Regions from separate parts of the Homo sapiens genome. Here all the other regions are linked to region 1. A link is a contact called in ENCODE Hi-C or POLR2A ChIA-PET data. All regions are on one chromosome and are shown on one strand. The core of a region is the stretch at or near the end of the contact, and the rest is flanking DNA. Distances in the headings are between cores, read along the strand shown.

Region 1 (2,939 bases), core at 183-2,682:
AAGGCTCCTGGAGCTTGTCCCAGGCCATCCCTAGGGCACCAGGGGGCTCACAGTGAGGAGCAGGCAGGGTCACCTGAGATGGGGACAAGGCCTCAGGTGGCCAGCCTGCTAAGGGCCATCAAAGAAATGGAGAGGCAGGGTCCCAAAGCCGGGGCATGGAGGTGGCTGGGAGCCCTAGAGGGGGGTACTCAGCACCCATGCTCACCCGTGTTGGGGTGGGGGCCCGCTGTCCAGGCCAGCCCAAGAGCCACCAGGGCTGGGGAGGGACGAAATGGGGATAGCCTATGCTCTGGGGGAAAGGTGGCCCCTGCCCCACTGTGGACCGACCCAGCCAGTCCAACCCCTCCAGCAGGGTCCAACCTGGAGAACCACTCCTGGCCAGGACACGCAGGTGTTGCCTGGCACCCTTCACCTGCGCGGGTGAACCCACAGACGCTTGCCTCCCCATACCAACCCACACACCACAGGAGGCCCTCCCTGGAGCCCAGGTCCCTAAGACCCGGAACGGGTGCCCAGGCCGCCGGCTCCTCCTCCAGCATGAGGGCTGGTGCGGCCCTGGGGGGAGGGGGCGGAGGCCAGCGCTGGTCTGGCCACTTGCACGAGGCCCCAGGGCCTGATACGCGCGCCGCCCCTCGGCAGTGCGGCCTCCCTTGGGCCGTCCCGGCAGGGAGGCGGCCGCCTTCCCACCCGCTGCGATTCACAGAGGCTTGGCTGCCCCGGGCCAGCTCCAGGCCCGCACGCTGGGTCCTCGCCGCTTGCTATTCACGCGGGGTCGACGGCCAGGCAGGGGGTGGGAACACCGCGGCGCGCCCGGCCTCCCTTCGCCCCGGGCGGGGGCTGCTCGGGACCCCTGCGCTTCGGCCGGGCTGCGCCACGTGATGGGGAGGCCGGTCCCGGCGCGGCCCCTGCGCCCCCCCGTTCCTCCCTCGCGGCGTCCCCTTCGGGCTGGGCCTCGGCTCCGGGGCGGCTCCGGGAGGAGGATGCGGCGGCGCCTTTGTGGGCGCGGGGAGGCCGAGCCGGGGGCTCCTCCAGGCCCTTCAGGGTCCGCGGCCTCCCCCACGGGAAGCGAAGGCGGCTGTTGGTGGCTTTCCCCGGCGTCCTTCCCCCGCCATCCGCCCACCTACTCCGCGGGGCCCCGGGCGCCTCCGAAGGGGCACGAACACCGAGACCCGGACAGGCCGCCCAGGCGACCCCTGGATACGGGGCCGGGCCACGCGCGCCCCGAGAGCGGAGGATGAGGAGCCGGGCCACCCCGGGAACCCCGGGCCCAGCCCCGACCACGACCCGCGCCCCGGCCCCAGCGCCGGCTGCTCGTACCTGGTGAGGGCGCGGGCGGCGGTGCGGGCGGCGGAGAGCGAGGCTGGAGCGCGGCGGAGCGGGAGGCTGAAGCGCGGCGGAGAGGGAGGCCGGGGCCGCTGCCGTCTCTCTGGCTCCCTCTAGGCCGGCGCCGACGCTATTTAAACCGCGGCCATCCCCGGGCGGCCACGCCACATGGGCTGACAGCTTGGCTGCGCCGCCCAGGCCAATGAGCGTCGGGGCTGCGCCCCGGGACCCGGCGCGCCGCCGCCGGTGGGGTGATGCTCGTGCGCGCCGCCGCCCGAGCCGGGACCCTGCGCGGGAACGCGCCTGGGGGGGTGGGGCTGGGACTGAGGAGCGCCGGGGGCGGGGCGGGCGGGAAACCACCGCCCCCCGACTTCCGCCTCCCGCCCCGCGGGCCCCGACGCGCACGCGGCTGCGACCGAGCCCGCGGCGCGCCTCCCGAGCCATCCCCGACCCCCGTGTCCGCCGGGGCCACGTGTGCGGGATGGGAATGCTTGGGCCACACTGGGGACTACCCCGTGGCCACACCGGGGGTCCAGCCGGCTGCGGCGGGGCGCTCGGACCCACAGGCGCGCGGAAGGACGGACGGACCCGCGTGCCCGCACTTCGGCCGCCGACTCCACGCCGCCGTCGCTGCCCGCGCGGAGCTGGCTGAGGGCGCGGCGTTGCGCGGCGCGGCGGCAGCAGCAACCAATCGGGCGCCAGGGGTGTTCGCACCGGCCCAATGGCGGCGCGCGGGTGGGCGTTGCTAGGCGATAGGGTGATGGGCGGGCGGCGGGGCGGTCCCGGATGCCTCGCGGGCCGCGGCGCAAGTGCGGGCGTTGACCCCGGCCGCGGGCGCCCCGGCCGGGGTTACTGCCGGTCATCGCAGCGCATCCCCGGTTTTCCTCGCGGGTGCGGCGGGGAACCCAGACCCGAGACGGACGTCCACCCACCCGACGGCCCCTCCTTAGCAGCTTCCCGGGGACCCGGACGAGGCGCAGGGCCGAACGGGCGAGCGCACTCCAGGCCGCTGGAGCTCGGCGGAGGGGAGGGGCGCGGCCACGTGGCGAGCGGAGTCGGCCGGGACACCCACCTGGTGTGGTGCGGACAAAGGGAGCCGCTGCCCCACTTCCCAGGGCGGAGGCTGCGAGTTTTCCAGGCGCGCACCCACGGGCGGGGGCTCAGCCCGGCCCTCGCGCGCTCCCTCCCTCCCGAGTGATTCCTCGAATCGTGGCCCCTTGGGCGGCCTGAGCCCTGAAGCGCGGCCTCCCTTTTCTGACCGCTTCGCGCTTGCGGGGCCAGGCACCCCATGGGGGGCAAGCGGGCCTTGTGAGGCCACAGGTGTCTCTGGCTGCGTGTCCTACTTTGAGGGCTCAGCAAGCCCGGGCCGCTGAAGGGGAACCGGAGACTGGGGCCCCCGGCCCCTCTGCAGGTGTCCCGCTTCCTTCCTCTCCTGAGAGCAGGCCTGAGGGTCAGGCGGCCACTCCGCGTCTTTTCCCTTCTGGGGCTGTGGTTGACGCACGGTGGGACCGAGGGTCAAGGAAGGACAAGGGAAGACAGGGCCGGGGCTGGCCCCGCACTGCTGTCCCCACTGCGGGGGTTCTTCTGATTCAGGGTGAGGCCCTGTGTCAGCCTCA
Region 2 (2,939 bases), core at 301-2,800, 620 kb after region 1:
CAAGGCCACAGATTAAAACAGGGACATCCGCAGGCCCTGGCCCGAGGGGAGGAGCATACAGGGAGTGGTTCACCCACTCCACCGCCTTTGGAGCACCTTTTAATTCTCTCACTCTTCTCTAATGTGTTCCTTGATTTATCTATTACCATCTGCGGATTTTCATCTGTTCTTTTTTGCCTTTTTTTTTTTTGAGACGGAGTTTTGCTCTTGTCACCCAGGCTGGAGTGCAATGGCGGGATCTCAGCTCACTGCAACCTCCGCCTCCCGGGTTCAAGCGATTCTCCTGCCTCAGCCTCCCGAGTATCTGGGATTACAAGCGCCCGCCACCACGCCCCGCTAATCTTTTTTGCTTTTTAAAATTATGAAATGCGGTATACACACAGAAAAGTGCGTGAACACACACATATGTACCATTTAATAGATAGTTATAAAATGATCCGCCCGCCTCAGCCTCCCAAAGTGCTGGGATTACAGGCGTGAGCCACCGCTTCCGGCCTCAGGAGAGGATTCGTGTTTGCTTCTCCCAACGTCCAGGGAAGCGACATTTCCTATTTGCTTTAGACTAAAATCTATACTTGAATTTTTTGTTTACTGTAGGTAATATTAACTAGGGTTGCAGTCCGTGGAGGGCCGACTATGCGAACGGTTTCTATGAACCATCCTTTGCTGAAGGCTGAAACCTCTTCGTCCCCTGGGAGAGTTCCTATTCAGGCCTTCTTGTAGTTAGTTCATCCTTGTGTTGACAGCTGTATTAGGGTTCTCCAGAGAGACGGATCCAGTAGGATATAGACGTAGATCCAGGACAGGAGATGGACTGGGGGAGCTGGCGTTTGCAATTACGGAGGCCGAGAAGTCTGTGAGCCGGAGACCCCGGGACTCGGGTAGCCGGGCTCAGCCCAGGTCGGAAGGCCTCAGAAGCGGGGAAGCGGATGGTGTGGCCCTCAGCACGACCCACCCCAAATCATGCCTTGCCAGGTTTCTGGGAATTCCTGGTCCAGCCCAGCTGGCACCTGACACTGGCCGTAACGGCAGGGCCACTGTTAGCTGTTAGCCTCAGGGCCCCAGGTTTAGGGGCGGTGTCTCCGTTGCACGTGCACCCCGAGCGCGCCCGCCACTCCCCACATCAGGAGCTCTGTTCCTCGGGTTCAGCAAACGCCCGGGCGAAAGCAATCTTAACATTCTGGGCTCCCGGCACCCAGACCTTGGGCTGATGCCCCTTGCTAGTGGGTCAGCTCTTTAGAAAATATATTCTAACTATTTCCATCAGCATTTCCACTTATTTTGTGCAGGAGAGTTGAACCCAAACCGTCTGGGTCGGGGTCGGTCAGGCCCCGCCCCCTGACGTCATCTCACCCCCACCCAATCCCCCGCGCCTACCTGCCTCCCGGCCCCTCCCCTTCCCGCCCCTCAATCCCAGCGCTCATCTCTGCGGCCACGCCCGCCCCTTCCCGCCACCCAATCCTAGCGCTTGTCTCTGCGGCCGGGCCCCGCCCCCACCCGCCCCCCGCCCAATCCTCGCGCGGACTCATGTTTGCCCGCTCGGCCGCCGTCTCTCGAGTCTCCGCCAGATCCGGGGCGGGTCCGCGGCCGCGGCGGGAACATGGAGGAGCTCCTGAGGCGCGAGCTGGGCTGCAGCTCTGTCAGGGCCACGGGCCACTCGGGGGGCGGGTGCATCAGCCAGGGCCGGAGCTACGACACGGATCAAGGACGAGTGTTCGTGAAAGTGAACCCCAAGGCGGAGGTCAGGCAGCGGGTCGGGCGGGCCGGGGGACCGGTTTCTTTCCGGAGAGGGTCGCGGGCCTCGGCGCGGGGCGCGGCCTGGGCTTCTCCCGCCGGAGGCCGTGGGTGGCTCTCCCGGGACTGCCGCCGCCGCCCCTTGCGGGGAACCCTTTGCGCGGGGCGAGCGGTGAACGGGGGCGGCGGAAGCGTCCGGGGCGTCCGGAGGAGTTTGCACCTGCGGGGAACTGTCCGGAGCAGGAACCGCGGCCGCCCCACACCTCCTGTTCTCCGTGAACTTTCTCTCGGGGGCGCTACGTGAAATGGGGCGGGACTGGCTGCTGCAGTCTTGCTCCCGGGGTTCCTGCCCTGCGGTGCTGGTTAAGTGGGGTCGTTCTAGCCGGGGAAGCTGCTTAAGTCCTCAGCTTAAGTGACTCTGGAGGTGTCCATCCCCCGTGAGCCTCGGTCAGTACGTTGTGAAACGGGGCGAAGGTGCTGCCCCCAGGCCAGCTGCTGCGCCTCACCACACCCTGGCATGCTCTGTCCTTCTGTTAGACTCATTCTCGGGCCGGGCGCGGTGGCTCACGCCTGTAATCCCAGCACTTTGGGAGACAGAGGTGGGTGGAGCGCGAAGTCAGGAGTTCGAGACCAGCCTGGCCAACAAGGTGAAACCCCCGTCTCTATTAAAAATACAAAAATTAGCTGGGCGTGGTGGCGGGCGCCTGTAATCCCAGCTACTCGGGAGGCTGAGGCAGAAGAATCGCTTGAACCCAGGAGGCAGAGGTTGCAGTGAGTCGAGATCGCGCCACTGCACTCCAGCCTGCTGGGTGACTGAATGAGACTCCGTCTCAAAAAAAAAAGAGTGTTCCTAGCAGCGGTGACATGGCAGCTGTGGTGGGGCTCTGAGGCTGAGGAGGTGGGGACTCTGAAGAACTGAAAGAAGGATGAAGACAGCTGGAAGTCAGGAGCACGAGGAGAGTGTGTGTGTCTATGTGTATGTTGTGTGTGTGTACGTTGTATGTGTGTATGTTTGTAATGTTTGTATGTTGTGTGTATGTATTGTGTGTCTGTGTGTGTGTAAGGGTGGAGCCCCAGGTGAGGATGGGAGAGTGGGCAGGGCAGTGGTGTGTGTCTCAGGAGAAAAAGAAAGGCCGCTGGCCCTGACCTGTTCTGCGGGGATCACTGCTGTGTATGTTGTGTGTGTGTGTCTGTGTGTTGTGTGT
Region 3 (2,939 bases), core at 150-2,649, 550 kb after region 1:
ATGGTGAAACCCCGTCTCTACTAAAAATACAAAAAGTAGCCGGGCGTGGAGGCAGGCGCCTGTAATCCCAGCTACTCAGGAGCCTGAGGCAGGAGAATGGCGTGAACCCGGGAGGAGGAGGTTGCAGTGAGTCGAGATCGCACCAGGCTGGGCGACAGAATGAGACTCCGTCTCAAAATGAAATAAATAAATAAATAAAATTGTCTTCACATATACGGGATCATACAGCACCTGCCTGGATTCTCTTCAAAAACAAAACTTCCAAAGCCAACATGTAAAGCCTCGCAGAAGCCTGTCTCGGAATAACGGACATTCCTTTTCCTCCCCATCAGGACCTTTGGGAAGCGCGCCCTTCAAATGGGAGGTGAGGAGGCAACCATCCGAATCCAGGTCCCGCCCGCCTCCCGCGGGAATCCGACCGCGCCGCCCCGGCCGCATCCCCCGCAGCTCCGAAGCACCTGCGGGGAAGGAGGTCACCTTCCCTGGGCGCTTTAAATCATCCAGTGCTTACACCTGGATTCCGACATGGGAAAAGAAGTAAGATTTCCCTCAAAGGCCTCCCTTAAGTCCTTTGACTCCACCAAACACGAAGAAAAATCCCGGGGAGTGGGGGTGGGGAGAGTGACATTTTCCGATGGAAACCGACGGGAAAGGTGAGACCTGCACCCCACCCGCGCCACTCGCCACCAGAGGCGTCGGAGACGCCGGCTCCGCGGCTCCAGTAAACCCAAGCGAAGTCAGCTCAGCCACGGGCTACCTACTAAAGACCCTGAAAGGAACAGGGGGCAAAACGGGGTTCTGGGCAGGGCGTCAATCACGCTGTGGGGAAAATCCCGATAACCGTGGAGCCCGCAGGGAGCCAGGGAACCCGAGTGGGCGTGGCGCGCGGGGAGGGGCGTCCGCGCAGGAGGCTGGGGTTCTGTGCCGTCTCCCACCGACCTCGACCTCGGCCCGGGACGGCCGGCTGGGAGCGGTCACAACCCGGGGGGTGGGGGAGCGCGAAAGGCCAGGAAGGTGGGAGCCGGTTCGGGCCTGGTCCGGACCCCGGCTCGGGCTGGGAGCAGCGGCGAGGGCCGGGGCCGGGGGCTTCGGAGGGGAGCTCGGGCGGGGCCGGGGTCCCGGGTGGAAGGCCTGGCCGGAAAGGGGCGCCCAGGAGAGGCCTGAGAGCCGGGGACCCCGGGCTGCGGGAAGGCCCGGCCGGGCAAGGCGACAGGGCCGCGCCTCCTCACCGTGGTCCTGGTTGAAGCCGGCGTAGAGCAGCCCGTTGCCGTGAGGGTTACACGGCAGGAGGTTCATGGCGCCGCCGTGCTGGGTCGCCGCTCCTCAGCGCTGCATGCCTCTCGCTGGGGACGGCGGCCTGGTCCCTTCGGGCCGGCGCTGAGGCCGCCGCGGCCGGAAGTGCCGGACGTACGTGCGTGCGTGCTGGATGTGCGTGTGTGCTGGACGTGCGTGCGTGCGTGCTGGACGTCCGTGCGCGCGCCCGCGCCCCACCAGGGAGCCTATGGAGCGCCGAGCGCATCTAACCGAAGCGAGGCGAGACGAGGCGAGGCAGGGCGGGGAGGGGCGGGGCGGGGCGAGGCGAGGCGAGGCGAGGAAAGGCGGGGAGAGGCAGGGCGGGCGGGGCGGGATGAGGCGGGGAGAGGCAGGGCGGGCGGGGCGGGATGAGGCGGGGAGAGGCGGAGCGAGGCGGGGCGGGGAGGAGGGGGCGGGGCGGGGCGGGGCGAGGCGAGGAAAGGCGGGGAGAGGCAGGGCGGGCGGGGCGGGGCGGAGGCGGGGAGGGGCGGAGCGAGGCGGGGCGGGGAGGAGGGGGAGGGGCGGGGCGGGGAGGGGCCAGGCGGGAGCGCAGAGCACGTTCGCGGGAGGGTCTGGCCTTGTCATGCGCGGGGTCGCCGCGGGAAGGAGGATGGCCCGTTGAGGGCTTGGCACGGATACCTGACGGTCGGAGGAAGGGGGGAGAGCCGGTAAAGGAGGCTGACCCAAAACTGAGGCCCGGTGCATCATCCCTCATGAGAGGCAAGCCCAGAAGCGCCACAATACTAGGGTCCCCCTTCAGGAGACAGAGACCCCCAGGACACAGAGGGCCCCCAAGTCACTCAGCCCCCCCAGGACACGCAGCTCCTGCAGGACGCAGAGGGTGCCCAAGACACACAGTCCCCAGGACAGAGACCCCCCAGGACACAGAGGACCCCCAAGACACGCAGTCTCCAGGACACAGAGGTCCCCCCAGGACACACAGTGCCCCCAGGACACAGAGGTCCCCCAGGACACAGCACTCCCAGGACACACAGCCCCCCCGGGACACAGAAACCCCCCCAGGACACAGCCCCCCTAAGACACACAGCCTCCCCCAGTACACAGAGTCCTTTCCAGGGCACATATTCCCCCAGAAGACACAGAGGTCCCCCTAAGACACACAGCCCCCCCAGGACACACAGACCGCCAGGTCACAGAGACCTTCCCAGGACACAGGGACCTTCCCAGGACACATAGCCCCCCAGAGGACACACAGCCCCCCCACGACACAGCCCATAGAGGACACAACCCCTTAGTACCCCACCTAAAGGACAGGTGGCCCTCACACAGCACAGCCCCCGCAGGACTCCGGGACCCTCAGGTCACATTGCTCACAGGGCACAGTTCTCAACTCTTAGGGTCAGGCTGCTGGGGGCATCCTGGTCACAGAGCTTTGTCCCTGGGCTTGGCTCATGCAGTGGATGGCTGTGGAGGCCTGAGTGCTGGCCCTCGTGTCTCTTGCCCAGGGAGTCCTCTCCACTCCCCCTCCTCACTTTCCTGTCCCCTCCTAGGCTCTCCCTGTTCCCTGCAGCACACCTGATCTCCTAGGAGGTCCTGACACTGTCCCCTCGCAGCCACCTGCCTCCACCCCGTCTGTCATCCTCATCCCACCCTCGCCACTTGCCTGAGCTGGTGCTGACCTCTTA

What was found. Hi-C counts contacts between places; a loop is a spot of excess contacts on that map. ChIA-PET counts read pairs that join two places held with the same protein, here RNA polymerase II (POLR2A). Pooled maps may share reads with other maps.
Region 2: a pooled map shows a loop between it and region 1 (15-fold over the local background). The contact joins the promoter of FN3KRP here to the promoter of FASN in region 1. A Hi-C loop is called at or near these places in 1 of 37 single-sample maps with no recorded cell type and 7 of 50 pooled maps. POLR2A ChIA-PET finds 5 or more read pairs at or near these places in 1 of 52 experiments (PC-3).
Region 3: a loop to region 1 is called in a map with no recorded cell type, with 36 times the contacts of the local background. The contact joins the promoter of WDR45B here to the promoter of FASN in region 1. A Hi-C loop is called at or near these places in 5 of 37 single-sample maps with no recorded cell type and 14 of 50 pooled maps. POLR2A ChIA-PET finds 5 or more read pairs at or near these places in 1 of 52 experiments (PC-9).

What each region holds. Positions count from the first base shown.
Region 1 is chr17:82,096,804-82,099,742 of GRCh38, forward strand. FASN (fatty acid synthase) reads right to left here and starts at 1,433. Exons shown (of 43, transcript NM_004104.5): 1 at 1,318-1,433. RefSeq lists an enhancer at 1-657 and silencers at 526-575, 636-845, 866-1,055, 1,126-2,605.
Region 2 is chr17:82,715,156-82,718,094 of GRCh38, forward strand. It overlaps FN3KRP (fructosamine 3 kinase related protein), which reads left to right and starts at 1,551. Exons shown (of 6, transcript NM_024619.4): 1 at 1,551-1,741. The coding sequence starts at 1,601. It overlaps LOC101929552 (a long non-coding RNA gene), which reads right to left and starts at 1,098. Exons shown (of 2, transcript NR_136400.1): 1 at 412-1,098. RefSeq lists silencers at 1,368-1,607, 1,628-1,707, 1,788-1,877.
Region 3 is chr17:82,647,045-82,649,983 of GRCh38, forward strand. It overlaps WDR45B (WD repeat domain 45B), which reads right to left and starts at 1,400. Exons shown (of 10, transcript NM_019613.4): 1 at 1,230-1,400. The coding sequence starts at 1,296. RefSeq lists silencers at 853-902, 913-962, 1,563-1,632 and enhancers at 1,045-1,544, 1,923-1,992.